Regions from separate parts of the Homo sapiens genome. Here region 1 is linked to region 2. Evidence: chromatin loops called from intact Hi-C (ENCODE). Cell type or tissue: heart left ventricle. All regions are shown on one strand. Each heading gives the region's core, and the rest is flanking DNA. Links, peaks and the distances in the headings are about the cores only. Region 1 holds the start of LINC02371 (long intergenic non-protein coding RNA 2371). Region 2 overlaps TEAD4 (TEA domain transcription factor 4).

Evidence for each region. Hi-C counts contacts between places; a loop is a spot of excess contacts. Peaks named below come from ENCODE experiments on the same cell type or tissue, not always from the same donor. Only the 100,000 strongest peaks of a DNase experiment are listed, where the experiment ranks them.
Region 1: a loop joins it to region 2, with 4 times the contacts of the local background. A loop is called at or near these places in 7 of 110 quality-filtered maps.

Annotation. Positions count from the first base shown.
Region 1 is chr12:2,732,099-2,748,058 of GRCh38, forward strand. LINC02371 (long intergenic non-protein coding RNA 2371) reads left to right here and starts at 7,977. Exons shown (of 5, transcript NR_186579.1): 1 at 7,977-8,103; 2 at 9,976-10,082; 3 at 10,407-10,510; 4 at 11,366-11,449; 5 at 13,938-14,564. ITFG2-AS1 (ITFG2 antisense RNA 1) reads right to left here. Exons shown (of 4, transcript NR_146317.1): 4 at 10,528-10,691. It also overlaps the pseudogene LOC100422463. In heart left ventricle, for the core only: a CTCF peak has its summit at 7,911 (motif pointing right); no DNase peak of the experiment used is centred there; H3K27me3 peaks cover 301 bases.
Region 2 is chr12:3,023,130-3,039,089 of GRCh38, forward strand. It overlaps TEAD4 (TEA domain transcription factor 4), which reads left to right. Exons shown (of 13, transcript NM_003213.4): 11 at 14,839-14,979. Among named protein-coding and RNA genes, the nearest start is that of TSPAN9, 46 kb to the right of the region's middle. RefSeq lists an enhancer at 9,036-9,597. In heart left ventricle, for the core only: CTCF peaks have their summits at 11,219 (motif pointing left) and 13,342; DNase peaks (open chromatin) are centred at 9,812 and 11,202; H3K27ac peaks cover 1,208 bases.

The DNA of each region.
Region 1 (15,960 bases), core at 4,242-12,241, 290 kb before region 2:
AACTGCTCCACCCTGCAGAATCTTCCAAGCGGCCCCATGAGCTGAGCCTCCTGCCTGTCTCTAAGTCTCCACGAATCACCACGCTCAGAAAAGCAGGTGCAGGAGAGCCTGAAGGCCTAATCTCCAAGAGTTTAGAAGGCAGGTGTTTATGGGATCAGGGGCCTGCTCTGAAGACTGGGCGAAGGCCCTGGGGATGCTCTTGTTGGGACCTGTTTTTTTCTTCCATCTGCCCCTAGATTCAGATGTGCGGCAGTCTGACCTGGAATAGACCATCAGCAGGTCCCACAAGGGTATCAGCACTTTTTCCATTTCTTTCAAACCTCCAACTCCCCTCTCCCACACTCTCATCTCCTCTCATACTTTAAACTGAAAAAACAGAAACTGCCGGCCAGGAAGCGCCTGTTTTCTACCCTTCCAAACCCACAAACCTCCTTTTTCTTCCCCCTTGTCACAAGGCGGAAATACTGCAACTCATCTCTTTGAAGGCCCGTCCAGGGGGTGTTCCAGTTCTCAGCCCCAGACCTCCTCAGAGACCCTGCACCATTCGTCAGCCCCCTCCCTCTAAATTCTCAATTTCTACCTCTACAGTCTTCCCATCTGCAGCCAAAGAGTGTCTCCCATCTCACCACCCATCCCCACCACAACATACCCTCTCTCTCTGTCCTCTTCACAGCCAAGCCCCTTGGCAGAGCGGACACCAGCCTCCATGCTGCCTTCAGCTCCTCACCTCAGATTCACCCTCAACTGCTCCCACCTGGTGAGGTCTGACCGCCCTCTTCTTCAGGCAGGTGATGTGCTGCTGTAATTAAGCAATGTGAATGACTAATTCACTGTTGTGCTTTGTTTTTATCTTGCCTGGAATAGCAGAGCTACATGGGTAGTTAGACTAATTCTATTACACTGGGTTCATGGTACATTTCTTTTCCTTTCCCCATAGTTTTAATGGTTACTTTATAGTTTGATACCACAGATCATAGTATAAGCGACCATAAAGTCTTTGGAGCTAAAAGTTCTAGAAAGACAAGGAGAGACACACCTGGTTCAGTTTGTATTTAACTCAAAAAGCAATTTCAAGGCAATGATGATATAAATTATAGCCCAAAGTGTGAAAAAACAATATGTAGCCATTTAATTCTAAATCCCCAGTGATGGGCATAGAGAAGCTCTCAATAAATGTTTGTCAAGTGTGTAAATGAATGATATAAAGTCAAAAGGGAAAACCACAGATGTTACATGCTTGACAAACAGCATGGCCAACTGTGCGTGCCTACCGACACACACCAGACACCTGCACAGAGAGACGAAACAGGTGAAGCATGGGATGAGGAGCTGCAGGCTGATATCCTTTTGTTGTTGTTGTTGTTTTTTGTTTCTTGTTTAATAGCATCACAGGGAATACAAGGTGGAGGGGGCGTGCCAGAGTGCTCTGCAATACAGTTCTACGCTCTGTGTGTTCCATTTGGTAGAAAACATGGTTTTGGTTCTCTATTCCCATACCCCTTGATGGCAGGAGAGATAAGGTCTCCTTGCAAAACTCCTACCAGGCGGGAGCTGCGGGTATGGTCATCTTTGGAAACAGTCTGCCACTGGGGACTTTAAGGACGTTTCCTTCCTGAAGTTGCAGGAAATCCTATCAAGGCACTTCTGTGATGGTGGATTATTCCTAATGATTCATGGGCCAGCAGGTGGGGCTGCATCTGGCTGGCCTACTCTGTCCCACATAGCGTCAGCCTGGGTGTTCTTGAATGAAGTCCCAGTGGCCAGCAGCTGGGCTAAGCTGAGGATCACTCACACGATGCCTGCCTGGTCCATACACGTCCCCCCACCCCGACCCCTTGCCTGATTGCTCTGGCTGGGACTTTCAGTACTATGTTAAATAGGAGTGGTGAGAGTGGACACTTCCTAACTCAATCTCTTATCTTGAGTTTCTTCGTTGTGTGGCAACTGGTGTCCCCAGAGACAGGATTTCTGTCATGGCACGGCCTCAGAAGCCACTCAACCTCACTTCTGCAGTCTCAGACTCAGGGGAAGGGGAAGGGAAAGGGATGCTGACAGACGCTCCCCCTTGATAGGAGGAGAGATAAGATCTTCTTGCAAAAATCCTGCCAGATGGGAGCTGCAGGTATGGTCATCTTTGGAAACAGTCTGCTGCTGGGCCTTTAAGGACGTTTCCTTTCTGGACCTGCAGCAAAGCCTATTTCAAGGCACTCTTGCTTAGCAGGCAGCCTGGTGAGTAGACTCTAAGAACAGTTTCATGAAGCCCTGGGTGTTCTTTTTAAATATCTCAGTTGACATGAACACAAAAATGAGCAGCTGGGTCTGGAGCAGGTGGAAGAGTAACCTGAGGCCATCTAGTGGCATTAAGACCAGCCATGGTGGGGACCTTTATGCGACCTGCCCACCATGGGCTCTGGAATCTTGACCACAGCCCCTAGCAGGGGACCCTGATCCATTTCTGTCTCTCTACAGTATTACCTGGGGGTTTTAGTTTTGTCACTTGGAATTGCATAAACAGTGTTTTAGTACAGTTATTTTTATTGGGGTAAAATATACGTAACACAGAATTTACCATCTTACCCATTTTGGGCAACATGACACAGTGGCATTAAGCATGTTCACATTGTTGGGCAACTGTCACCACTCGGGAGGCTGAGGCAGGAAAATTGCTTGAACCTGGGAGGCGGAGGTTGCAGTGAGCTGAGATCACGCCACTGCACTCCAGCCTGGGCAACAGAGCAAGACTCTGTCTCAAAAAAGGAGAAGAAGAAGGAGAAGGAGAAGTGAATTCATACAATATTTGTTCCTTTGTGTCTGGCTTATTTCACTTCACGTGATGCCCTCAAGGTTCATCCATGTCATAGCATGTGTCAGAATTCCATCCCCTTTCAAGGGTAGATAATATTCCATTGTATGAGTAGACCACACTTTTATATATTCATTCATCAGGGAATGCTTGAGTGGTCTCTACCTTTGGGCTATTGCGAATAAGCCTTCTGTGAACATAGGAGCAGAAATATTAAAAATGATTCATAAAGGAAAATTTATTCAGCCAGTACTTGAGCATCTGTTCTGGACCAGACGCTGTGCCAGGGACCACGATAAACAAAACTGTAGGCACAGCCAACCGTCTCCTGGAGCTCAGAGCCTAAAGCGGACAGAGAATCAGTGCGGTGAGGTAACCGTCAGGACAGGAGGAACAGGTGCCCCGTGGACACATGAAGCCTGACCCAACTCCAAGAAAAGGCCCCAGAGGGTGGTGTGACTTGGAATCTGGGATCTGAAAAGTCAGACCGGGGCAAGGATGTGGGAGCAAACAGGAGTGGGCAGAGAAAGAGGCAGAGACCCAGGAGCATCTGAGTCTGAGGGTGAAACTTGTAGGTGAGTGGCAAGCACCCAGGCCAAGGGACATGGGGGTTAGAGTGGGTGGTGTCGGCCTTGTGAGCCTGTTAACAAGCTTGGGTTTATCTTAAAATCATAGAAGTCACTGAAACATTTCAAATAAGGAAGTGACAGGATCTAGTCTACATTGTACATGATCAGCCTGTCTGTGGTGTGAGTGGATTTGAGTGGATAAAGGCAAAAGTTCAGGCAGGAAGCTATTGTTCACAGCCAAGCCATCAAGGACAGAGGCCTGAGCTCATTGACTAGCAGGGAAGGAGACAAGGCACAGTTGGTGGGGGGTGACTGAATCCAGGAAGTGAGAGAGAAGTTGGCACTAAGGAAAGAAAGCCACAGGTAGTTATTAAACAGTGGATTCAAGCATAAATCCAGGTGCGGTGAAATATTGATGCTGTCGAGTGGGATCTGGTGCTCATGTTCAGTTCTCTTCCAAGGACCTGGGGATATCTTGGTCTTTGGTCAGATTTTTCTTCATCAGCCTCATTCCCTGCAACCTGTTAGGCCTCCTGGATGACGCATATCCAAAGAGTTACCATTTTCGGAGCATAATCTATGTCCTGTGAGCCTCAAAACAGTCTATAATGAATCGATTTGTGTCCCCCTAAAATTAACATATGGAAACCCTGACCCTTAATATGACTACTTGAAGATAGGGGCTATAGGGAGGTATAAAGGTTAAATGAGGTTGTAAGCATGAGACCTTAATCTGACAGGACTAGTGTCCTTACAGGAAAAGGAACAGATGTTACAGATGTCTTTCTCTGCGTGTACATAGAGAAGAGGCCACGTGAGGACACAGCAAGAAGGCAGCCATCCACAAGCCAGGAAGAGACCCCTCCCCAGAAAACAACCCTGACAGCATCTGAATCTCAGACTTCCAGCCTCCAGAACTGGGAGAAAATGCATTTCTGTTATTTAAGCTACCCAGTCTGTGATATTCAGTATGACAGCCCAAGCAAGCTATGCACAGTCTTTAAGAGGTAGGCATTATCATCCCCGTTTATAGATGAGGAAACAGGCTCAGAGAGATTGACTTGACTAAGATCCACAGGTGGTAAGCTGCTCATCCGCTGCCCTGCAGTGGAGTCTTCCTTATAGCAAGCCTTTTGTTTTTGCAGAGAACTTTGTAGGCATATCTTTGAAGAACCACCCATTTGACAACTCTATTTCTAAAGCTCCAGCAGTGGCTCTGCATTACAGCCTGCTGTGCAGATCCACACAACGATGGAACTACAGGGCCTGCTCTGCAAGATCACCCCAGAGATGGCTTCCCAGTCTTGGAGATGCAGAGATTTGCTGTACTTCTCTGTCCTCCTGCAATAGTGACAGATGTTTTCAGTCAGCTATACACTTTTCAGCTGGAAAAGCGTGACTTTGTGGCTATATAGGATTCCCCATGAGTCCCCTGCACCTCTCTTCTGTAACCGCGATGCTACAAAGTGTGCAGAGGAGCCCTGCGGCAGGGTTTCCAGTCACCTTCCTGTAAGCACCCTGCACTCCCAACCGTCTGGCTACAAGTCCAGTGGGACATGAGCCTTACTGAAGCAAGCTTTGACGTTTTAGTTTGAACCAGATGAAATTATGATTTTTAGAGGTAAAAATGATCAAATATCAGCAATTTCATATGAATCAATGTAATCAATGCAGCTGGCCCTCACTCCTGCCCCCTCCCTCTCATTCAATCCTCTCAGGCTGCCCTCAGATCACCCCAGATCCCTGGCTTCCTCCTCCCACCCTCCCTGGCGGAGTCCCCGTGATGGACAGAGATGGACACCTGCGAGAGAAGTCCACAAAGGAAGAGAGAGGAAATGGTCAGAGAGGTAGGAGGACAGTGTCAGGGCCCAGAACCCATTACCCCAACATATGGCCCCTTGGCCTCCTGAGTATTTTCTATGGAAGCAGATGGAGAAAACGGCAGGAGCAAGAAGGTCACTCTCTGACCCACACTTCTCCTTTCTCCCCTGAGCATGGTCAGAAAGGAATTCTCCGACTTGCCTTGCTTGAAAGTAGGTCAGGAGACTCTCATTCCAGAGAGGTCCTGGCTCGGTCCCCATACCCCTTCTCCCCTCTGGCCTCATGAAGCTTCTGCTTAAGGAGGGCTCCATGTCCGTCTTTAGCATCTCAGGGTGAATTAAGTCCCTGCCCTCTAAGGGCATTTTCATGTGAAGCTTTGTTCTCTGTGACATAAGAGGAGAGGGATGTTTAGAGGAGTTGGGGGAGGAGACTCCAGGGGATTTTCTTGTCCCCACAGATACATCTCTCCACATAGCAAAATACATGCAAAGCACCCGGCACAGTGCCCAGCACACAGTCAGTGCTCATGAAGTGTCGGTTCCCTCTGCCCACTGCAGTGGGTACAAACAACACACAGGGTGCCAAGCTTCAGCTTGGTGAAGAGAAACATAGCCCGCGTTCCAGCTCCCGGGCCTTGTCCTCTGCGTCACAGCTCAAGGCTAAAGCAGCTGAGGCCCTGGCATTTCTTGTGGTGAGGATGGACCAGCAAGTCTGTTCCCCGTGGCCCCAGAAGTGCTGCTGCCTGCCTGCTGCTGCTCTGTGTCTCCAGCTCCTCCCTCCGTGCCTCACCAAAGCCCACTCCACCTCCCTCCCCTCCCAATCCTCCTGGAGCTCCCACCTCTCATCTTTCCTTCCACTGTGGGGCAGGTGGCGATCTGTAGGCCGACCCGAGAAAGAACTGCCCCTACCCTGCCTGAGAGGCTCAAAGCCAGGGGCACTGATCCAGCTTTCAGCTCTGAGAGGATGGACCAGGATATTTCCCTGATGCCCTCAGGGGTCTGAGGGTAAAGTGGGTCAGAAGCAAGACAGAGGGAGGCACTGAGCTGAGCACAGATGGGAAAAGGAAGATCTTGTGGCCCAGAGCTAAAGAAGACACAACCCTGTGAGCAGAAGACCCTATCCCAGCAGGGAAAGGCACGTCCTGGTGTGGGAGAGTTGCAAACCCCTCTAGGTAGCTTCCTGCCTGTGCCTTTACTCTAGGGAGCTGGTGTCAGAATCAAGGGCACCATCAAAATAAGATGCCAGGGACATCTCAGCTGTGTCAAACAAATGCCCAAAGACCCTGCTATTGCAGCTGGGGGTGGGACAGCAGCCTCCTCACAGGCCCACCCTGCCCTTTATGGCACAGCCCAGGACCCACTGTCAAAGCTGTCTCTTCCCAGTCTCAAAGCACTGTCTCGTCTGTCGCCTCATTTGTGACTCACTATAGGCCTCTGGGTCAGGCAGGACAAATGTCACTTCAATTTCATATAAAGGGAAACTAAGGCAAGGGGTGCACTAAGTGACTTGGACCAAGGGATAAGTGAATTGAGGTCAGGACTCAGATCTCCTTGGCTCCACACCAGACAACCTGCCACATGGAGGCCTCACCCTAATCTTAACACTTCCATGGATCCATGGCTTCATCAGCCACCACAGGAGTACAAGGCCACAGTAATTGCATGCATGTCCGCATGTGTGTGCAGATGTGCACGTGTGTATGCATGTGTGCAGATGTGTATGTGAGTGTGCATGTGTGCATGTATGTATGAGTGTGTGCAGATGTCCACGTGTGTGCGTGTGTGCAGATATGTACGTGTGTGTGCATGTGTGTATGTGTGCAGATGTGCATGTATGTGTGTGTGCATGTGTGCAGGTGTGTGCGCACATGTGTACTGTGTGTGCATGTGTGTAGATGTCCACGTGTGTGCATGTGTGCAGGTGTGCACGTGTGTACAGATGTGCACGTGTGTATGCGTGTTTGCACATGTGTGCATGTGTGCATGTGTGTATGCGTGTGTGCAGGTGTGTACCTGTTCGCATGTGTGTAGCTGTGCACGTGTGTGCATGTGTGCAGATGTGTACGTGTGTGCACATGTGTGCAGATGTGCACGTGTGTGTGCATGTCACATGTGTGCATGTTTAATGCATTGCTTACTGAGGAAAGAGGAAAAGTGTTGGCAGTTCCTGATGTTTTTCTCCGTCTTGGATATTGTAGGTGTCACTTCCAGGAAAGCCAGACAGCCATGGCATGTCAGGAGGGGGGTTGGGTCCCAGGACAAAACCTATGAAGTGAAGATGAACCCACAACATAGGAGTCCTGCAGTGAGCCCAGCCTGCTCTCCACAGAGATGTGAGCTGCCCTCTCCCAGCCAAGCCCTGGTGTGGGAACAGATGTGAGGAGGCAGGGGCAGGTCCCTGAGATCCCTCCTCTGGGCATAATTTGCTGGAGAGGAGATCACAGAGAAAACATCTGCACAGCCTCTGTTATCTCCTTAGGGGAGCGGGAGCCCCCATCACACACACACACACACACGCGCGCACGCACACACACGCACACACGATGCTTTTTAGTTTGGGCTTTCCTGACCAGAAAAATTCCTAAACATTGTTTCTTAAACGTTTTAGGCTGTAACCAACAGTCATAAAAATGTTTTCTGGTGAGATTCAGTGTACACATACATCTATTGACAATTACACAAGTGTTTCAAGACACTGCTTATAATAAAGCTGCCCAGAAGAGGGCACTGGTGGCAAAGCCAGGCCTGAGATTTTTGTCCTTGCTGGAATTTTTGGAGGATTTTAGCTGCGGATCTAGATCCATTAGAAGGTGGTGACATCCATTTGGTCGGTTATGACTAACCCTTAGAAGAATAGCATAGCGCAGCACAGCACAACAGAAACTATCAGAATGCATCAAATGTCACAAAGGTAAGCACTGTGTTGGGAAACACTTGTTTCATTGCCAATAGATGTGTGTATCTGGGGGTCACCTTGTGAAACGTCTTATGACTGTGGGTGGCATTTACAGCAGTTTGAGACACAGTGTTTAGAAGCTTTCCTGAAAAGATGTCAGAGTGAGGAAGGACTAGCCTTGCAGACTTTTGAAGACAGGAAAGGTGTGGCTGGAGGTGGTGGGAGGGGACACCAGGTGCCCCACCCTGAGGAGTGTGGGGAGAGCGGCAGCCAGGCCAGCACAGCATGCGGCTTCCTGGGGTCCAGTGCTTTCTCCTCAGGAACTGGATGGGAAGAGTAGCAGAAGCACCTCTTTTTCCCCAGCATAGAAAGAAGAATCGAGTGAGTAAGGAAAAGCATGGAAAGAGTCCCAACCAGCGGCGCTTGACAAATCACTCAACTGCCCTGTGCCTTCATGTCCCCATCAGCAAAATGGGGCGGTGGGGGTGACAGACCTTCTACTTTTCTGACTAAGTGAAACACAGTCAATATAAAAAAGGGAAATACCCAAAGCTCCTTATGAGATAACAGTCTCTAAATTGATTTTTAGGGAATACAAATTAATACCTGACCACCTTCCCTAGAAATCAGGAAAAGCATATAATTTAACCTATGTTGGTTTTCTAGAGTGCTTGGTGCACCGAGGCACCTGCTAAATCATGCCTTAAGGAGATCCCACAAACTAGTAAACTAAGAGGGTCTCAGGAGAGGAAGATAACACAGAGAGTTTCTCATTAATTGCCCTAGAGTGGCGGAACCCCGAAGGGTACAGGCATTCAGAGAAGGTTGAGGGCAGGGTGACCTTAGTAGGTACCATGCACAGGGTCAAATACTAGCTGGATCTGCAAGAGCCGGGGTGATTTGCATAAGAAGAAAATATAATAGGGAGGCCTTAGCTAGCTGAGAGTAAGAGCAAGTCTTGAAGGTATAAATACTGCGGTCTGCACTCTACCAGCCTTCCTGCACATCTATAAATCATCCAAGTCTCTGTGCTGTGCCATGAGCAGGCATGGAGTCACCCTCAGAGGTGTAGGGTGGCACCAGGGACCAGCAAGTCAGTGGTCTCATCTGGGAATGAGGTTGGAATGCAGCTGTGCTTCTTGAACTGCAGGCTGACCCAGCAGAGATTGTGAATCAAAATTTTAATAAAAATAGAACAGACTAAAGTGGACTGGGACTCACCAGGGTGCAATGCATGCACTGAGGGTAAGCAAAGGGCATGAGGCTTCATTCCATCAGGTGTGTCTGTGCGTGATGAGAAGCTGTCAAATCTACTTCTCATCGAGTTTCCATCAAAGGCCTGGAAGCCATAGACTAGATGCCCCATGAGGTCCCTCACAGCCCTGCTGTTCACCTACTGAGTGACCGTAGAGTGGTTGTAGGCAGCTGCTTATGTGCTCTTGCTGATGAGGGGGTGGCAGGGCGGGAGAAATCGGGGGACGGGCATAAGTTTGGGTGAAAGTTGAGGGTCACTGGGGAAAACAGCATCAGCTCATGCAAACACGGGAGCCAAGGCCATTCCCCAAAAGAACTTCATGGGCCTAGGATTCTTTCCGCTTTCTCAACACCTTTGACCCCAGAGTGCCTTCACTGCCCCAAGTCAGAACTGCAGGCTTATGAGACAGGCTGCGGGTGAGGAGCTGGCCATTCCCACTGAGCAGGCCTGGAAGATGCCAGGGGCAGGCCAGAACTTCTTGGGTAGGCAACTTCCCCAAACCTGCATGTAAGCACAAAGTGGGCGTCCCTTCACTAAGGATCAGAGCAAAGTGCTTTCTGGGGGTGCAGCTGCCCCTATGGGTGGCCACTTCTCAGCCTCCAGGAACAAGCCCCATGAGCTCTCTGTTCCAGGCTCTCCTACCAGGATGACAAAAATCGGCAACTGATGCTCCCAGAGGAGGACAAGAGGGACATCCGGCAATCTCCAAAGAGGGGTTTCCTCCGCTCTGCCTCACTAGGTAAATGCACCGCTCGCTTTCTGGATGTGGTCGGTGGTTACTCCCTAGAGAACACTGGTCAGGGATGATTGGGAAATCGTTGTGGCCTGCCTCAAATCAGCCCCACACAGTGGGGGCATTTCCAAAGCAAGGAGACAACATTCCAAAGGCAGGGTGTGCAGGGATGAGCCCTGGACACCAGAATACGTCTCAGACGAGGGGAGGGGAAAGGAGGAGTGTCTCGGGCCATAGTTACTGCTCCTGGCACCCCACCAGAGTGTGAATTGTCACAGGCCAGCGTCCTGTTTTCCTGCCCTGATCCTGGCTCTCTGGCTGGCTTTGCAGGTCAAAGAGCCTCCTTCCACCTGGAATGTCTGAAGTGACAGAAGGACCGAGGGGGAGACATCTCTCAGAAGACAGTCCTGCCCTTGCATCTGGTTCATCATCAGGTAGCTCACACTTTTGGACAGGCCACTGTCACCTGCCAGCAGGCCAGACAGTCCCCAGGGTGATGGACAAATCCTGAAGACATCAGTGGGTCTTCCCTGTCTCGATGGCTGGCACGTCCAGGAGTCCAGGAGAAACAGGTCTTTCCATGCCCAAGTTGGTACCTTTTTGGGTGAGAACACTCTGAAAATGAAGACTCTGTAAGTTATTTTGAGCCACACAAGATCAGAGATAGCCATGTCCAAGCATATTTGTGTCTGTCCACAATTGCAGGCTTTTATTCATTTATTTCCATAATAAAAGTCGTGAGCTACATGAAGGGTCCAAGGAGACAATTCTCCATAGAGCCTATTTCTACAAAGGAATTACTCATAGCAAGAGTGCTATGTACAGAAGTCATCCAAAGGGACGTGTAAAGTAACCAACCTTTGGATGGTTACTTTACACCATCCTTTACAATAGGCCTGACAATACACACCCACCACTCCTAAAGGCAAAGAAATAGAACAAATGTTTAGGAGAAGGATAGAGTGGAACCCTGGTCGTCGGGGTTTTTAACCTCATCAAACCATCATAGAAAAGGTGGCAAAGGAGGATGACGGCATCTCTGTCCCTAGAGGCCTAGAATAATTAAAATATATTTAGAAACAATTCAGCAAAGAGGCCACAAAAGGGGCCTGCTGATTCCCAGAAGACCTCTTTAAATCCCAAGGGAGGAAACTACTTGCTGATGGAGCCTGGGCCAATTTTGTTTTTTAAACAAGATCTGCCTCTGAGGCAAATGTCAGCACAGAGAGGACTGGGAGAATGGAGGCAAGAAAAGGGCATAGTTTGACTCCCTCTGTGTCTCTTCCCAGTTCATGGAGGGACGTGTTCAGCTCACTCACCTACAGTGACCAGTGTGGTGGAGCCGCTGACATCTCAAAGATCTATTTGGGAAGGTGAGAAGAGTACTCGTTCCATCTGGGGGTGTTGTCCCAGCCACCTCAGCCTAGCTGGTGGGATGTGGGGGTGTCTGCCGCCCTGTCCCCCCTCTGCTGATGTCCCTCCCCTCAGGCTGTCCAGGTGCCACCTGACACAGGCTGCTGTGCAAAGGCAGGCGGGGAAGCCCAAACCTCACTCCCAGGGAGGCCTCAGCCGCCAGAGTCCAGGTTCTCCAGAGGCTACGATTTGAAGAGGTTGAGGGGGAAGATAGGAGGGAAAGAAGAGTCCTACAACTGTCAGGAATGGGGCACCTTTCCCTGTAACTAAGCAAAGCTCCCTCTTCCCACTGCCCTCCCCAGCCCCAGCTCCCTGTCCTCCCCAACACCTAGTGAGAAAGACGGTGCGTGGAAGGGAGTCCCATGGGCAGATGCTTACACGGCCTCTTTGCGAAGCTTCTTCTGGGTTTAACTTCATTCATCAATTTATTTTTATGTCAAAGCAATGAAACGTTTCTTTCTGGAGCCAGATACCAATATAACAGGTGAACGGGTTTCTGCCACATCTCTACATTGACGGGGGATGCTTGAACCACCTCCCCAGGACACACACCGTTAAGGCCCAAGGGCTGGGGTTGAGCTCTAGATAAGGGAATTGCCTACACCTGGAAGGGTGGACACTGCGTAGACAAACATGGAGGGAGAACCAGAGTGACTTCCTTGTGTAAAAAATTGACTTTCTTGGGGGAGACGAAAACCCAGAAATAATACAAGGTCAACACATGCAATACTAAATTCAATACTTACATGCTAGCAATAAATAACTGGAAATTTTAAATGTTGCAAAAATTACATTTATAATACTTCTGAAAAATGAAATTCTTAGGTATACAAGATTGTCTACTCTGAAAACTTAAAAAGTGCTATAAACAAAATCAAAGAAGGTCTAAATAAATGAAGAGATATTCACGGATGGGAAGATTCAACATAGTAAAAATTTCAATTCTCCCCAGATTGATCTGTAACTTAAATACAAATCCATCAAAATCCTAGCATAGGATATTTTGTCTATATAGACAAACTGATTTTTAAATTTATATGCAAAAGTGAAGGTAAAAAGATGAATTTAGTTTCATTTAGATGAAAATACTGTGCTACAGTATTTTAAGTCCTACTTTAATGCAAGAGTAATCACAATCATGTGGTTTATTGAAGGAATGGACACAGAGACCAATGGAACAGAATACAGAGTACAGAAATGAATCTACACAAATATGGCCAAGTGATTTCTGACAAAGGTGCAAAAGTAACTCAATAGAGAAAGGGCATTTTTTCCACAAATGCTATGGGAATAATGGAATTTTCATGTGCAAAATTTGAACCTCAACCTGAAATTCCTCCTAATATCAAAATTAGTTCCAAAGGGTCACAGATTTAAATGTAACATGCAAGACTATAAAACTTTTAGAAGAAAACATAGGAGAAATATTCAACATCTAGTTCTTAGACATGACACCAAAATAACAATTCATATGTGGAAAAACTTATAACATGGACTTCATCAAAATGTGGGACTCTTGATCTGTGAAGGATCCTATTAAGAGGATGAAAAGACATGCTACAGACTGAGTGAAAACATCTGCAAGCCATATAGCAGACAAAAGACTTATATCCAGAATCCATGAAGAACTCTCAAAACTCAACACATTTTAAAAAAAAACAATCTCGGCCGGGCGCGGTGGCTCATGCCTGTAATCCCAGCACTTTGGGAGGCCAAGGTGGGAGGAACATGAGGTCAGGAGATCTAGACCATCCTGGCTAACATGGTGAAACCCCGTCTCTACTAAAAATACAAAAAATTAGCCAGATGTGGTGGCACACGCCTGTAGTCCCAGCTACTCAGGAAGCTGAGGCAGGAGAATCACTTGAACCCGGGAGGCAGACGTTGCAGTGAGCCAAGATCACAGCACTGCACTCCAGCCTGGGTGACAGAGCGAGACTCCGTCTCAAAAAAAAAAAAAAAAACAATCCCATGAGAAAATGGGCAAAAGACATGAATAGACATTTCACCAAAGAAAGGATGTGAACAGCACATGCACACATATAAATATGATCAGCACCATTAGCCCCTTAGGGGAATGGAAATTCAAGCCACATGAGCTATTGCTATGCCTGTTAGAATGGATAACATCAAAAAAAAAAAAATTAAAACACCAAATGCTAGCAAGAATGCTAAGAAACTGGACAGCTCATGCACCATTTGTGTGACTAGACCTTCCCTTTCTTCCCTTCCCTTCCCTTCCCTTCCCACAGCCACTGTGGAAAATATTTTGGCAGTTTCTTATAAAACCAAACATACACTTGCCATGTGACTCAGCAATTGTACTCTTTGGCATTTACCCCAAAGAAGGAAAATTTCTTTCTCCCTATTTAAGGAAAAGACCACTTAGCGTCTTTGAAGAATGTTCTTTTTCTTTTCTTTCTTTCTTTTTTTTTTTTTTTTTAACAGATCTCACTCTGACGCCCAGGCTGGAGTGCTGTGGTGTGATCTCACTCACTACAACCTCTGCCTCCAGGGTTTGAGTAATTCTCCCATCTCAACCTCCCGAGTAGCTGGGACTACAGGCATGCTCCACCATGCCTGGCTAATTTTTTTATTATTTTTTTTATTATACTTTAAGTTCTGGAATACATGTGCAGAACGTGCAGGTTTGTTACAAAGGTATACACATGCCATGGTGGTTTGCTGCACCCATTAACCTGTCATCTACATTAGGTATTTCTCATAATGGTATCCCTTCTTTAGCTCCCCCACCCCCAGACTGGCCCGGTGTGTGATGTTCCTCTCCCCGTGTCCATGTGTTCTCATTGTTCAACTCCCGCTTGTGAGTGAGAACATGCGGTGTTTGGTTTTTTGTTCCTGTGTTAGTTTGCTGAAAATGATGGCTTCCAGCTTCATCCATGTCCCTGCAAAGGACATTAACTCATCCTTTTTTATGGCTACATAGTATTTTAAAGTGTACATGTGCCACATTGTCTTTATCCAGTCTATCATACATGGGCATTTGGGTTGGTTCCAAGTCTTTGCTATTGTGAATAGTGCTGCAATAAACATACGTGTGCATGTGTCTTTAAAGTAGAATGATTTATAATCCTTTGGGTATATACTCAGTAACGGGATTACTGGGTCAAATGGTATTTCTGGTTCTAGATCCTTGAGGAATCGCCACACTGTTTTCCACAACGGTTGAACGAATTTACACTCCCACCAACAGTGTAAAAGTGTTCCTATTTCTCCACATCCTCTCCAGCATCTGTTGTTTCCTGACTTTTTAATGATCACCACTCTAACTGGAGTGAGATGGTATCTCATTGTGGTTTTGATTTCCATTTATCTAATGGCCCGTGATGATGAGCTTTTTTTCATATGTTTGTTGGCCACATAAATGTCTTCTTTTGAGAACTGTCTATTCATATTCTTCACCCACTTTTTGATGGGGTTGTTTTTTTCTTGTAAATTTGTTTAAGTTCTTTGTAGATTCTGGATATTAGCCCTTTGTCAGATGGATAGATAGCAAAAATTTTCTCCCATTCTGTAGGTTTCTTGTTCACTCTGATGATAGTTTCTTTTGCTGTGCAGAAGCTCTTTAGTTTAATTAGATCCCATTGGTCAATTTTGGCTTTTGTTGCCATTGCTTTTAGTGTTTTAGTCATGAAGTCTTTGCCCATGCCTATGTCCTTAATGGTATTGCCTAGGTTTTCTTCTATGGTTTTTATAGTTTTAGGTATTAAGTTTAAGTCTTTAATCAGTCTTGAGTTAATTTTTGTATAAGGTGTAAGGAAGGGATCCAGTTTCTGTTTTCGGCATAGGGCTAGCCAGTTTTCCCAACATCATTTATTAAATAGTGAATCCTTTCCCCATTTCTTGTTTTTGTCAGGTTTCTCAAAGATCAGATGGTTGTAAATGTATGATGTTACTTCTGAGGCCTCTGTTCTGTTCCACTGGTCTATATATCTGTTTTGGTACCGGTACCATGCTGTTTTGGTTACTGTAGACTTGTAATATAATTTGAAGTCGGGTAGCATGATGCCTCTAGCTTTGTTCTTTTTGCTTAGGATTGTCTTGGCTATATGGGCTCTTTTTTGGTTCCATATGAAATTTGAAGTAGTTTTTTCTAATTCTGTGAAGAAAGTCAATGGTAGCTTGATGGGGATAGCATTGTCTATAAATTACTTTGGGCAGTATGGCCACTTTCACGATATTGATTCCTCCTATCCATGAGCATGGAATGTTTTCCCATTTGTTTGTGTCCTCTCTTATTTCCTTGAGCAGTGATTTGTAGTTCTCCTTGAAGAGGTCCTTCACATCCCTTGTAAGTTGTATTCGTAGATATTTTATTCTCTTTGTAGCAATTGTGAATGGGAATTCACTCATGATTTGGCTCTCTGTTTGTCTATTATTGGTGTATAGGAATGCTTGATTTTTGTACCCTGATTTTGTATGCAGAGATTTTGCTGAAGTTGCTTATCAG
Region 2 (15,960 bases), core at 7,732-15,731:
TGACCTTTAAGACACTTAGCATTTGCGCTCTGCCAGCGGAATGGAAGTTGGACCCTGGCCTGAGGGATGGGCACATCTATTGGCAGAGATGGGAAAGGCTGTTGCGGCCTGGGAGTGCATGAGTAGTAAAGGCAGAAGGAAGTGGGCTCTGGAGTGAAGTTGAAGCCGTAGGTAAAGAGGGAATAAGAGGAGACAACTGGGAGAGTGAGTTAGGTTCTGGAAGGTCTTGATCATACTAAAGTTTGAGTTTTAACCTGTTCTGGAATGAAAAATAAGTAGTATTTTATTTTACTTGGTCTTCTTTTTAAATCAATGCATGTTCATGGTTAAAATGTTAATTAATACCAGGAGCCTTATTTAACGAAAGAGAATGAAGGGCCAGTTGCGGTGGCTCATGCCTGTAATCCCAGCACTTTGGGAGGCTGAGGCGGGCAGATCACAAGGCCAGGAGTTCAAGAACAGCTTGACTAACATGGTGAAACCCTATCTCTACTTAAAAAAAAAAAAAAAAATTAGACAGGCGTGGTGGCACACGCCTGTAATCCCAGCTACTCAAGAGGCTGAGGCAGGAGTAATCGCTTGAACGTGGGAGGCGGAGGTTGCAGTGAGCAGAGATGGCGGCCACTGCATTCCAGCCTGGGCAACAGAGCGAGACTGTCTCAAAAAAAAAAAAAAAAGTGAAAAGCATCATATTCTTGTCCTACTCCTCCCCACACCCAAATCCCAATCCCCAAAGGTAGTCACTGCAAATTTCAGCTGTTTATTTTGGGCTTTATCTCTTTAGTTCTAAGTAATATGCTTATATTGCTGTATCTCGATGTCAGGATTAAGACATTATATTTTCATTTCATTATGGTAGAAAAAATTAGCTGTGTTACATCACTTTTCCCCCTCATCATCCCAATGTAATAATATCCAATAAGTTATTTAATTTAGTAAAAGTCATAAAATGTTCACTTTTTTTTTTTGAGTCTCGCTCTGCCACCCAGGCTAGAGGTGCAGTGGCGTGATCTTGGCTCACTGCAAGCTCCGCCTCCCGGGTTCACGCCATTCTCCTGCCTCAGCCTCCCGAGTAGCTGGGACTACAGGCACCCGCCACCACGCCTGGCTAATTTTTTGTATTTTTTTAGTAGAGACGGGGTTTCACCGTGTTAGCCAGGATGGTCTCGATCTCCTGACCTCGTGATCTGCCCGCCTCAGCCTCCCAAAGTAATGTTCACATTTTTTGACAATGTAGATTGAACACCAAAGAGCCAAGAACGGGCTGGGTGTGGTGGTTCATCCCTGTGATCCCAGCACTTTGGGAGCCCAACGTGGGCAGATTACTTGAGTTCAAGACCAGCCTGGGCAACATGATGAAACCCCATCTATACAAAAAGTAGCTGGGTGTGGTGGTGTGTGCCTGTGGTCTCAGCTACTCAGGAGGCTGAAGTAGGAGGATTGCTTGAGCCTGGGAGGCAGAGGTTGCAGTGAGCCAAAATCGCACCATTGCATTCCAGCCGGGTGACAGAGCAAGACCCTGCCTCAAAACAAAAAAACAAAAAACAAAACAAAAGTACAAAGAGTCAAGAAGGGTATTATGATTACATTTTTACCTCTTGTACAACTTTTTTTTCCTGCAAATAAATGGCTCTTGCATATTTTTTAATAAGCCTATTCTTAAAATTTTACAAATTGCTCCATCAGAACCACCATATAAAATTAAAATTTTTTTCCCCCAAATATTCAAAACTGTTAGATAATTTATCAATTTCTCCTTTCTTCTGGAGATCTTTCTCCTGGCTGCCTCTGTTCTGCTCCAGTTTGAACGTGTTATTCTTTTTTTTTTTTTTTGAGACAGAGTCTTACTCTGTCGCCCAGGCTAGAGTGTAGTGGCGCGATCTCGGCTCACTACAACCTGTACCTCCCTGGTTCAAGCAATTCCCCTGCCTCAGCCTCCCGAGTAGCTGGGATTACAGGCACCCACCATCATGGCTGGCTAATTTTTGTCTTTTTGTAGAGACAAGGTTTCACCGTGTTGGCCAGCCTGGTCTTGAACTCCTGACCTCAGGCGATCTGCCCACCTCAGCCTCCCAGTGCTGGGATTACAGGTGTGAGCCACTGCGCCCGGCCTGAGCATGTTATTCTCTAGGCTTGCCCTACAGTTGTCATCCTGAGCCTCCCCTATATTGATACAATTTCCTAGCTCTTGCATTTCTCTCTTTATTGGTATAACCCCTTCATTTTGTGGGAACACATCCTCTAGTACCTTCTAAGAAAAGATGCATGGTACATAAATGACCTTGCTTCTTTGAAATGTCATTATTTTTATTATATCCTTATACTTGACTGATTGGTATTGGTAGTCTGGATAAAGAATCTAGATCATACATCATTTTCCCTAGAAAATGATGACTTTTTTTTTTTTGAGACAGGGTCTTGTTTCGAGATGGAGTTTCGCTCTGTTGCCTAGGCTGGAGTGCAGTGGCGCAATCTTGGCTTATTGCAACCTCCACCTCCCAGGTTCAAGCAATTCTCATGCCTCACCCTTGCAGGTAGCTGGGATTACAGTCGTGTGCCACCAGGCCTGGCTAATTTTTGTATTTTTAAGAGAGATGGGATTTTTCAGTGTTGGCCAGGCTGGTCTTGAACTCCTGGTCTCAAGTGATCCTCCTGCCTCGGCCTTCCAAATTGCTGGGATTACAGGTATGAGCTATCGTGCCTGGCCTAGAAATGATTTTCGAGGATCATTCTTTAGTGCATTTGTCATTATCTTCTGACATAAATAGTCTGATAGCATTCTAATTCCCTATCCTTTATTATGTAACTTTTTTTTTTCCTCTGGAAGTTGTAATGTTTCTTCTTTCTCCCTAATGGCCAGTTTCACATTGGTGAGCTTTGGGATATGTGTTGTTTTACTTCCCCGTCTTGAGCCAGGTACTTGGTAGGCACTTTTAACTGTGAGATGAGTCTTTCAGTTTTAGGAAATGTACTCGTATTATTTCTTTGATAATTTATTTCCCTCTGTTTTCTGTTTTCTTTTCCAGGAATCTCTGTTATGATGTTGGAACCCTCTATGATGTTTACCATTTCTTTATTTTCTTGGACTTATCCTCTACGATTTTTACCATTTATTTTCAATCTTGGTCTGTTTTCTTAGCGATTTCCTTAATTTTGTATTCTGACTCTTTTCTGAATTAGTTAAGGTTGTGTCCAAGTGCATATCACACAAACCCCAAAGAAACAGTGGCATAAATAGTTTTTCTTTCACATCAAGGAAGTCTGGAGGTAAAGACTGTCCAGTGCTGGCCCAGTGCTCCTGACATCATGAGGGACCTGGCTTCTCTCTATCTGCTGTCCTCAGTGTATGACTTCTGTACTCAGGGTCATGACTGCTGGAGTTCCAGCCACTGTAGCCATCTTCCAACCATCAAAAGAAGCCAGTTTAGCTCCCTGTAAGGGGCCTGCTGGGAAGCCCCATAATTAGTTGTGTGGCTGCATCTTGCCGTAAGGAACCCGGGAAAGGTACTTTTTTAGTTGGGTAAGTTGCTGTTCTGAATAAAATCAGAGCTGTAATACTGTAGAAGAAGCTGCATACATCCTTTTATGGATGTATCTTAGTTCAGTTGATGACATTTTGTTTTTTCTGGGTAGTTTATAAAGTGTGCATCCTACAGTTAAGGGTGAATTAGATGAGTGGAATACAGCAGCATCTCTGCCACACCTTCTGTTGAATATTTAATTTCGGCTCTGACATTTTAATTTTCCAGAGCTCCTTCTTGTTCTGTGATTGCATCAAGATGTTTGATGGATGTAGTTTTTCTCCTCTTTTTCTTAAAGGTATGAAGTAAGTGTTACTTCTTAAGTTTTCTCCTGCTCCTAACCCTCCCCCAACCCACGCCCAGACTAAGTTTTGCTGTGTTGCCCAGGTTGGAGTGCAGTGGTGTGATCTCGGCTCACTGCAACCTCCGCCTCCCTATTCAAGCAATTCTCCTGCCTCAGCCTCCCAAGTAGCTGGGATTACAGGTGCCCGCTACCACGCTTGGCTAATTTTTGTATTTTTAGTAGAGAGAGGGGTTTCGCTATGTTGGCCAGGCTGGTCTCGAACTCCTGACCTCAAGTGATAGATTTACAGGCGTGAGCCACCACACCCAGCCTCCTGCTCCTTTCTTTGTCTTTGTTTCTTTTTAATTCCGTTTTTCTGTTTGTTTTGGTCCTTGTCTTTCCAGCTGGAGGGTTTTCTTTGGTGTCTTTAGTTCTTAGCTGCCTGTCTGTATTTTTTTAACAGCTTTCTTGCAATGTAATTAACTTACCTTACAGTTCACCTACTTAAAACATACAGGCCACGCACAGTGGCTCACATCTTAATCCCAGCAGTTTGGGAGGCCGAAGCAGACAGATTGCTTGAGCTCAGGAGTTTGAGACCAGCCTGGGCACATGACAAAAACCTGTCTCCACAAAAATAATACAAAAATTAGTCAGGCGTGATGGCATGTGCCAGTAACCCCTACACTTTGGGAGGACGAGGCGGGTGGATTGCTTGAGTCCATGAGTTGGGGACCAGCTTGGCCAACATGGCAAAACCCCATCTCTCCTAAAAATACCAAAATTAGCCAGGCATGGTGGTGCGTGCCTGTAATCCAAGCTACTCAGGTGGCTGAGATGGGAAGATCGCTTGAGCCTGGGAGGCAGAGGTTGTAGTAAGCTGAGATCACACCACTGCACTGCAGCCTGGGTGACAGAGCAAGATCCCATCTCAAAAAATAAAGTATACAATTCCGAGTTTTTAAGTATATTCACAAAGTTGTGCAACCATCACCACAATCAATTTTAGAACATTTTCATCATCCCGAAAATAAGCCCTGTTCCCTTTAGCTGTCACTCCCCACTCCTACCCCCCAGCCCTGTGCAATAATCTACTTTCTGTCTTTGAAGCTTTGCCTATTCTGGACATTTTGTATAAAAGGGTTTGTGGAGGATGTGGTCTTTTGTGACTGGCTTCTTGAACTTGGCATAGTGTTTTCAAGGTTCAACCATGTTGTAGCACGTACGTTCCTTTTTATGGCCAAATGTACGGAGAGTCCACATTGTTTATCCATTCATCAGTTCATGGGCATTTGGGTTGTCTCCTCTTGGCTGTTAGGAGTAGTGCTACTGTGAACATTACGTACCAGTGTTTGTGTGGACGTTCATTTTCATTTCCATATGCTTATGTCTGGAATTACTGGGTCATATGGCAACTCTCTTTCACTTTCTGAGGCACTCCCAAGAGTCTTCCGAAGTGGCTGCACCGTTTTCTGTTCCCACCTGCAGGGTATGAGGGTATGAGGATCCTATTTTCTCCACATCCTCACCAACACTTGATATTCTCTGATTGTAGCCATCCTAGCAAATGTGAAGTGGTATCTCATTGTGGTTTTTATCTGCATTTCCCTGATGACTGATGATGGTAAGCATCTTTTCATGTGCTTACTGGCCATTCGTATATCTTCTTTGTAGAAATGCCAATTCAGAAATTTAGGTCCATTGCCCTTTTTTTTTTGAGACAGTCTTTCTCTGTCACCTAGGCTGGAGTACAGCGGCGTAATTTTGGCTCACTGCAACCTCTGCCTCCCAGGTTCAACTGATTCTCGTACCTCAGCCTTCTGAGTAGCTGGAATTACAGGCACGCACCACCATGCCCAGCTCATTTTTGTATTTTTGGTAAAGGCGGGGTTTTACCATGTTGTCCAGGCTGGTCTTGAACTCCTGAGCTCAAGCGATTCGCCTGCCTCAACCTCCCAAAGTGCTGGGATTACACGTGTGAGCCGCTGTCCCCAACCCCATTGCCCATTTTTATAATAAATTGGGTTATTTTTTATTATTGAATTATGAGTTCTTAGTTCTGGATGAAAGTTCCTTATCAGTTATATGATTTGTAATTATTATTTCCCATTCTGTTGAATGTCTTTTCACATTCTTTTTTCTTTTTTTCTTCAGAGACAGGGTCTTGCTGTGTCTTCCAGGCTGGAGTGCACTGGCATGATTATTGCTCACTGCAACCTTGAACTTGGGCTCAAGTGATCCTCCCGCCTCAACTTCTTGAGTAGCTGGGACTAGAGGCATGCACTACTACGCCTGGCCAATTTTTTTTTTTTTTTTTTTTTTGAGATGAAGTCTCACTCTGTCACCCAGGCCGGAGTGCAGTGGCATGATCTCGGCTCACTGCAAGCTCCGCCTCCCGGGTTCACGCCATTCTTGTGCCTCAGCCTCCCAGGTAGCTGGGACTTCAGGCGCCCGCCACCACGCCCAGCTAATTTTTTTGTATTTTTAGTAGAGACGGGGTTTCACTGTGTTAGCCAGGATGGTCTCGATCTCCTGACCTCGTGATCCACCAGCCTCGGCCTCCCAAAGTGCTGGGATTACAGGCGTGAGCCACCGCGCCCGGCCCAAGTTTTTATTTTTATTTAAATTTTTTATAGAGGGTGTCACTATGTTGCCCAGGCTGGTCTTGAACTCCTGGCCTCAAGTGATCCTCCTGCCTCAGCCTTCCAAAGTGCTGGGATTACAGGTGTGAGCCACTGTGCCTGGCCCCTTTTCACATTCCTAGTAGTGTCCTTTGATGCACAAACGTTTCTAGTGTTGATGATGTCCAGTTTATCAAGTTTTCCTTTTGTTATTTGTTCTGGTTATATTTAGTAGTGACTGGGAGCTCTTCGTGCAAGGTAGGACTTGTCACCTGGTGGGTTTCGCTTTAGGGTGATTGGGCTTGGGGAGCTAGCTGTTTTATTGGGGAAATCAATAAATATGTGTGTTTACTGGACTTTTTTTTCCCCCTGAGGTGATTTAGTTTCTCCAGAGACGATTCATCTAATTTCCCTGGAAGGGACATACTTGGTCACAAGTGTTCTGGTAGTGGGATAAAGGGTCGGGGGTAGGGGCCCTGACCATTTCTGATGCTGGCTTTCACTTAACTCTCCTGTTCTTACTCCCCCTCTTCCCTCTCTTTTGAATAAGCCCTGTGTCCCTGAGACCTGTTGCCCTCCTGTTTAATTTCTGAAGATGGTCACCCTTTGGTCCTCTTTAAAAAGTTTTTTTGTTTGTTGGTGTGTTTTTTAATTTTTAATTTCATAGAGACAGGGTCTTGCTATGTTGCCCAGACTGGTTTTAAACTCCTGGGCTTAAGCCATTCTCCTGCCTCAGCCTCCCAAAGTAATGGGATTACGGGCAGGAGCCACCATACCCGGCTGACCCTTTGATCTTCTACCGATGCATGGGAGGGGTGGGCCTGGGGGCTGGACTGTCCAGTGTACAGACTTTTTGTCAGTTCCTGGGGACAAATCCTGTTCCCTCCAGCTCCGAGCCACGCAGCTCAGCTTCTTATCTGTCACCCCTGAAGATATTGGTAGGTTGTGACTCTTTTTGCTTTCTCTACCCCGTGGAATCCAGTGTGGTCCTAATCAGCTTTGAGTCTCCAAAGCTTGCCCAGCTCTCTTGTCAGCTGGTCTCTTTGTTTTCTTTATCTTTGTGGTGCTGCATATTGTTTAAAGTTACTTGCTGTTGTCCTTCTAGCTGGGTCTCTGGAAGGGGAAAAAATAAACTGGGGTAGTCAGTCTCCCACCTTTAGCCAGGTGTCCAGGATGATGGGGTGACCTGTGTGCCACTTCGAAGGGGTCGGCAGTCGCTGTTTGGAGTGCTGGGCTGAGAAGGCTCTAGCAGGGAGGAGTGCTGGGTGGACGGTCATGGCCACGTGCGTAGCCAGGGAAATATTTGTTAGCCCTTCTCCTTAAGCGATGAGGAGTCATTTAAGGTTTTCGAACAGGGCAGGACGTGGCCAGGGTTGTGCTTAGTTGGTTAACTCTGGCACCCAGACTGGAAGCAGGTGTGAGACTCCTGCAGTGGAGACCAGGCAAGACGCATGTGCCTCCTGAGGACCTCGGCCGAGAGGCTGGCTTCAGGGTGTGGCGTGGGAGGCAGGATGCTGTCCACTTTTTCTCAGGAGGGGCTTAAATCATCTCCCAGTCTCCCGTCCAGCCCCGGTTGTGGGAATTGGAACCTGTACAGCTGGCAGTGGCGCTTCCCAACCCTGCTGTGAGTCTGAGGGGGCCCCCAGCCCCCTGGAGAAGCCTTCACCCTTGCTTGAGCACTCACCGCCCCCGGCCTGTCCAGGCTCAGCCCTGACTCAGCGGAAGGAGCTTAGGCGAGCTGATCTGTGGCTCTTTCCCGGCATGGCTCAGGACCCTGGGGATACAGTTGGGGTCAGAGCGGAGACCCAGTTGGCAGTGGCAGGAAGCACTCATGGGAACACTGCCTTGGAGCGGGAGGTGGCATGTCCGGGACCCTCTTGCACTAGCTCCTGCCTTTAGCTATTGGTGATATTCTGTGTTCTTCTAGCCACCCTCCAGATAAGGACCATCCTAGGTCTCTTGTTTCACAAGTAGGGGAAACTGAGGCATGGAGTAAGCAGGGCCTGGCCCTGAGTCCCCCAGCCAGGGTGACCTCTGTCCTGTGGGCACTCCTGTTGGATACATGCTGTGAGATAGATGGGCCCAGATAGACTGAGAGAGATGACAGCTGCACTCTTCTCACCACGTTACATACAGTCACACGTCTCATCCTCACCACAGCCAAGACTGGATAACCTCATCTGCAGAGGGGAAACTGAGGTACAGACAGGTAGAATCACCTGCCAAAGGTTGCCCAGTTCATAGTACCAGACCCATACCAGACCACGGGTCCATACCTGAGCAGCCTGACCCCAGGGTGTGTGCTTGGAGCCACCATACTAAACAGTCCTCCTTGCGAAGTCACTGGCTGCCCTCCATGCAGCATCCTGGAGCTTCTCCTGCTCCCACTGGAGAAGGCTCTGAATTGTCTAAAACAGATCCCCAGCCCCCTGAGGAACAGCAGGCAGTGGCAGCGTGGGGAGAGCAGACTTAGCTCTGTGCAGTCAATGTAGAGCCAGCCCCTTGGGCTTCTTGGGCGTTCTCGACCTCAGATATCCCTTCCAGAAAATAGGGCAGTGGCCCTGCGTGGAGACTAAGGTTGCCAGGAAGGAAGGAGGACCTAGAAGGTACTTTTCCAAACTTGGTAGTGGCCTGTGTCCTCTCTTTCTTTCTGACTCTTAGGGGAGTTTGGAGGTGGGGGTTGATGGGAGAAGAGAGGGTTGGGACAGCTGGTGCCAAAGACATGGGATTCAGCAGGTTCCCTTGTGGACCGTGTGCTCCAGCCGTGTGCTGTACGGACCCAGCGCGGCCCTCGGCTTCCAGGAGCTCGCACTCTGGATGGGAGGATCCAGCGCGAGTCTCGGGGTCCTGGGACAGGAGCCGCTGGACAGGGGGCTGTGGTGTGCCCCCCAGCAAGGCCCTTCTGATGTGTCATGGCAGGGCACGGTGGGCAGCAGTTGGCCCCAGCTGGGGCAGAGTCTCAGTTCTACCACTTGAGAACTGTGTCCTGGGCAAATATTGGCTTCTCTGTGCCTCTGCTTCTTTGTGTGAATAGTCAGCAGTTTGATCTTGGGGACCTGCCAGGGGCTGTGTCGCTGAAGACCCCGTGTATGTGGCCGGCTGGTACTGAGTGGGGGGCTGTGGCCTGCCCTTGCCCCACCCCTTGCCTGAGCCCTCTGAGTGCCAGCGGCCTGGGCAGGTGAAATCAGAGATGAGGGAGCGCCGGAGGCCAGGGCACCTTGGCGGTCATCTGCTCCCTCCTCCGCATGTGTGGGGCGGGCAGAGGCACCAGAGGAAGACACATATGTGACGGGGAAAGGTACATATTCGTGTTTGCTGACAATGAGACTTTGCGTCAATCGTGGGTCCTCACAGGCTGCCCCGGCTCCCCCCGCATCGGGAAGCTCCTGTCTTCTGCTCCCTGGCCTGGTCCCGCCTTCCCCCTCCATCAGCTGGTGTGAACTTGGCCACACACAGTTAGGAAGGAAAACTGCTCAGGCAAGGAAACGGTGTCGCCTCTCCCGGAGCCTTTCTTTTCCTGCCTGGCTGTTTTCTCAGTCCTGGCTCCCAGGCCCTGAATGTGTGTGCTGGAGAGGCAATCAGAACCCCCTTGGAGTGGGAGGAGGACTTGTCCGTCTCCAGTCCAGCCTCCCTGCCTGTCCCCTGAGTTACTGCTCTTACTGAGGGCGCTGTGGTGGTCATTCATAGACTCTCGGACTGCTGGGACACATTTCCAGCTAGAAGTGGCATCTGCCAGCCTGAAGGGCTGAGGCTGCTAGGGCTGTGCACAGCCTCAGCCCTATCTGCTGAGCGCCACGGGGCCTGGAGCGAGGGACTGATGCGATGAAGCTCCCTTCCTCCCCCAGAGCCCCGCAAGTCCAGCAGAGGCCACCTGTCTCTGGGGCCGGTGAGAGGGGGCCTTTGGTGGCCATTAACGCCGCTCTGCACATTGGAAATGCCAGGCAGAGCCGGGCTGCACCGTGGAGGCAGCAGAGTACCCCAGGCCTTCCTCCCATCTCAGCCTGCTCTTCCCTTTCAGTCCCTGACATTTCTCCCAGGCACATACCAGCACATGACAATGAATCTGAGCCCCTCCAGGCCCCCACACCCGGGCTGCGGCTGTCTCTGCTCATCTGTCAGTCACCCGATCCCCCACACCTGTTCCAGGCACAGCTGCCCACCCGCACGCACAGCTATGAATAGGGCGGAGGGAGGGTTGCAAGGGGGCACTCACAGGGCAGGGGACCGGGGCAGCTCTCATTTTTTCTTAGGCCAAGAAGCGTAGCTTGTTTTGGGTGGTTGCTCAGTGTGGGGGGATATGAGGGTGGACAGGAAATGTCAGGAAGGAGTATAGCTGCAGGAGAAGGGGTGAGGCTGTAATTAGAAGGATCCAGGCACTGAGGACGAGTCGAGGTGCTCTGGGGCGGTTCGTCCGTGTCGCCGGCTGGTGTGTTCCGGGTTTATGCAGTGTGAACATGAGTTCTGGGGCTGATTGTGGGATCTCTCTTTCTCCCCCTGACCCATTGCTCAACCCTAGCACTTGCATTCTATTTGTTCTCCCGATTATAAATTCCCTGAGAGCAGAAACAATGTCTCAACCTCTCTGGGCCCCCCTGCCTCTAGCACTGCTGGCCTGGGCTGGACAAATGGGCACCTGAGCGATGGGAAGAGCCAGGGAGTGGGAGCTGATGACAGAAGAGTGTATCTGAGATGGGGGTGGAGCTGGGGCGCAGAACTCTCAGGGTGAGCAGGACAGGGTAGGTTCCTGCTTGCGCCTGAGGGACCTTGCTCTTCCCACTGGTGCCACCCGGAGGTGAGAGGGTGAACAGCCGCCTGCAACCTTGATTGAAGGCCCACCCTACTAAGGCCCTGGGAGAGCTTAGTTCTTGCCTCCAGGGAGCATCGTATCTGGAAGGGGGCAAGGACATCTGGACAGATTATGACAAGCAGGGTAATAGAGGGGGATCTGCCAATTGCTCCTGGGGGCTGGGGGCAGCCGCTGCCTCTGTGTGTCTGGAAGAGCTGGGAGGTGTGGATGCCAGTCCTTCCCAGCTTGGCACACTGGATTCTTCTAAGATGGCACGTGAATATGCATTTTTTTAAATAGTTAAGTAGTTGCCCAGGCTCAGTGGCTCATTCTTGTAATCCCCCCACTTTGGGAAGCTGAGGCAGGAGGATCACTTGAGCCCAGGAGTTCGAGACCAGCCTGGGCAACATGGCGAAGCCCTATCCCTGTGTTTTAAAATAACTTTATTTGAAAATATGGAAAATAGTTATAGGCCAGACGCGGTGGCTCACGCCTATAATCCCAACACTTTGGGAGGCCGAGGCAGGTGGATCACTTGAGGCCAGGAGTTCGTGACCAGCCTGGCCGATATGGTGAAACCCCACCTCTACTAAAAAAAAAAAATACAAAAACTAGCCGAGCGTGGTGGTGGGCACCTGTAATCTCAGCTACTCAGGAGGCTGAGGCAGAAGAATCACTTGAACCCGGCAGGCGAAGGTTGCAGTGAGCTGAGATTGCACCACCACACTCCAGCCCAGGCGACAGAGCGAGATTCCGTCTCAAAAAATAAAATTAAAAAAATAGTTATATAGTTATTTTCATATATATTAGAAAGAATAGAATCCTTGATTTCATGGATTTATTGCTTAGAATGGAATTAAGGAATAAAAGTGAGTTGATTTCAAAGAATCAGGATGTGTCGTAGATGGCACATGAATGTGGCATTGATCAGAGGGACCATGCGCGGTTAAAATCTGAGGGTCACCACCATTGATGCCTGGCCTCACCTCTTGGTGTTCCCCACCATGTCCAGTGCATCCTTCCCAGGCAGCTGGGCTTCCTGCCAGCGGCATTTCAGGCATTGTTCACATTTTTGCCCTGTGCTTCCAGCTACAGAATATGTCCTGAGCACACAAACTGTCCCCCAGGCCCTTTTTAGGAACAGTCTGACAAAGTCAGTCTCCTAGGAGGAGCAGGTGACTTCGAGAAAATAGGAGACAGGCCAGGTGCAGTGGTTCACACCTGCAATCCCAACACTTTGGGAGGCCAAGGTGAGAGGATCACTTGAGGTCAAGAGTTTGAGACCAGCCTAGGAAACAGCGAGACCCTGCCTCTACAAAAAATTTAAAAATTAGCCAGGTGTGGTGGCACATGCCTATAATCCTGGCTACTCAGGAGGCTGAGGTGGGAAGACTGCTTGAATCCAGGAGTTCGAGGCTGCAGTGAGCCGTGATCATACCACTGTACTCCAGCCTGAGTGACAGAACAAGATTCTGTCTTTAACAAAAAAAAAAAAAAAGAAGAAGAAGAAGAAAACAGGAGCCCGAAAGCCTGGGTTCTGGTCCCATTCACCTTATATTTGCCTGTAAGACCTTCGGCCAGTCACAGCCACAGTTAAATCTAGTCCGGCAGAGGCCTCAGCCACCTCTGCCATGCCATCCTGGGCACCCTGCCTACAATGTGTCATCCCCTCCCTCCCAGCATCACAGATGGAGACAGAGTGGGGAGACTGAGGCCAGCTCAGGGGTGGTAGTGGAGGGTGTTTAGGATAAATGCTGCTGTCTGTTTCAGAGGCTGAGCATTGACACGAATGCTTTTTTTCCCTAAAGGCCTCATCAAAGCCGAGGCAGGTGCACTGAACCATATGCCATTCTGTTTCAGCATGAAAACAGCCTTTTTTTCCTCATCATAAACGTAATCCACCCTCATTCTGCTCCGTAGCCTGCTTTCCCACTCAGTGTGTTTGTAGTCATCCATGATAATAAATGCAGGTCCTTCTCAGCGTTTTTTTGTGGCTACATAATGTTTCTATTGTGCTATAGACAATCAACACCCACCGCCAGTCTAGAGAAAGGTCCTGCTCTGGGAAAACTTCTCCAAAGGAGAGAAAAATAACGATTGAGTGTCCCCTCATGGCCAGTAGTAGAATTGCTTGGTGCCTGGCTCTGAATCTGACCAAAACCTTCCTGGGGTTCTAGGGATCCCCTTATCTTTGCACAGAAGAGTCCTTGGTGTCAGAACCTTGACCAAGGCCTGACGCTTTACTGCATTCGTAGGGCTGCGCTCTGGGCACAGCTTGCAGTGATTTCAGACCGGGGTGTGGGTGGGAGGAGCGGCCTCCCCTGAGAATAAGCCTTTGTAATGTGCCTGTGCGTTGTTTCTGAGTCTTGACTTGTTCTCTTAGCACCCCTGGCTCAGATGGGGTGATTTGATGTGGGGCTGGAGTTCTGGGCATGGGGACCCCTAAGGCGTAGGGCTTCAGGAATACAATTCCTGCCTCAGAGTCCCCAAAGCACCAAATTGTCTCATCTGGTGCCTTCCTTTCTTCGCTGTGGCACTCTGCTGGTTTGGGACAAGTATTGGGGTTGGAGGCTGAAGACCTGGGGTCTTTCACTTACTAGTTGGATGGTGTTGGGCAAGGCTAACAGTCAGGACCCCTCATGGATAAAACCGAGGCCGTGGTTTTGGGTGTGAGATCAGCACAGAGTCTTACTCCGCCTTTTCTAGAAGGGAAGTTTCAGATCAGCCCCACATCCAGCAGGAGGCCCCCTGGGCTCTGTTTTCATCAGGGGAAGGAAGAGCAGCCTGTCTGAGGCAAGGTGAGAAGCTGACCTAGAGGACCAGTGTCTGGGCCTGTGAAGGGCCTTGTGAGCCAGGCCGGGGACCAAGACTCCTGTCCCTTGTGGCTAAATGGCTCAATGAGACGGTGAAGTGACTTGACTTCTGAAGAGATTCCCGGGGCAGTTAAGAGAATGAACCAAAGGGAGGGACAGCTGGTGCTGGGGAGATTGCTCTGGAGGCTGAAGCAGAGATGTCAAAAGATCCAAGGTGACGGGACCCAGCAGTGCCTAGAGGGGGAAGAGGCCAGCCCCAGAGCCGTTTCTGAGGGAGCATCGATCAGGTCTCTGGCGAGACAAGAGGATGAGACAGGAGCAGCATTCACCCCTTCCACCCTCCCCACTGCCGGTCTCTTGCCCTGGTTTTCTGTTCTCATGCTTCCTGCACTATCAAAATTGACTCTGGAATAATTCTGATAGACGCATTCAAACTAAAATAGAGCTGACTGGTAGAGATTCAAACCTTTGCAGTTTAACAAGAACAAAGTCTTAGACTATGAAACTTGAAATCTTAAAGATGGAATCTGGGGCTCCCACCTGCTGGGTGTGTTAATATCTGGGCAGGCAGCAGTGGCCTGAAACTGTGTGGGTCCCAGTGTCCTCTTTTCCCATGATTTAGGCAACACGACCTGATTTTGTACCAGGCAGAGATGTAGAGGAATGTGGAAGCTTTCTGGCGTCCTACTGTCTACCCTCAGTCTGATTTCTTCCCAGCCCTAGAGCCGGGACCGGGACCCTGAGGTCTCCTTGATGCTCCCGTCTGACATGGCACCTGCTGACACTCCCTCGCCTTCCCACTGTCTCCCTCCAGGCAGACCTCAACACCAACATCGAGGATGAAGGCAGCTCCTTCTATGGGGTCTCCAGCCAGTATGAGAGCCCCGAGAACATGATCATCACCTGCTCCACGAAGGTCTGCTCTTTCGGCAAGCAGGTGGTGGAGAAAGTTGAGGTAGGAGGCCACCCTGGCGGGTGAGGGCCGGTGGCAGTGGTCTGTGTTTGCTGGGCATGGCTTCCATTTGCTTTCAGGAGGAATGCCCTCCGTTAGGGAGCCAGGATAATCCCTTGTTGCCTTCCCTGTCTGCTGTCAGTGCTGTGTGCCTCCCACACTCCCCTTGGCACCAGTGTCCTGCCCAGCTAACCAGAGCCATTGCTGCCCTTTCAGGATCTTCCAAGCACGTCCTTGCAGGCACCCCCGGTCCTCTCCAAGAGCAGAGCCGCAGCACAGGCAGAGCCCTGGGCATCTACCTAGTCCAGCCCTCTGGCTTCACAGTGGAGGCCCAGAGAGAGCGGAGGCCTCCCACCAATCGCCCGCACATGGTCACACAGCTCATTAGTGCAGAAGCAGGGCTAAGATCTCTGTCCCCTGCTCACTTTGAACTCCATGAATGCCTAAAACTGTTCCTTCCCTGATTTTCTGCTTATGGGTACCCTGGAGACCCTGCTCTAATGGAAGTTACAGAAAATTCAGGCCTGCCTTTTATGGTTTCTCCCACTCTGCTAAACCCCCGGCCAAGGGCAGTGCAGGGCAGTGGTGAGGAGCATAAGCGCAGGTGAATCCCCACCCAGGCACCCTGCTTTCCGGTGCGTGTCTGGGGGGTTGTGATAAAATCCTCTGTATTTTGGCCCTAAACAAGGGCCAAGTTATCTTCACTGTCCGTGACACGGTCTCCTGCAGCACCCTGTGTTCTGGGCCCGCTGCGTAGTGGCAGTGACAAGGAGCTGGGACTGAAGGCCTCCAACCCAAAGCACCTGTGGACTCTGAGAGTCCGGGGCCCTGTGCCGCCCACACACTTGTTAAACCTCCTCACCGTGCAGGCCAGTCTTCGTCCCTCTCCTCACCCCTTCCCCAGATTGGTCTGAATTAATGAAGTCCTACTCTCACAGTCTGTCAGTTATTGATAGCCTTCCTCATGCCAAATGCAGCCAGATG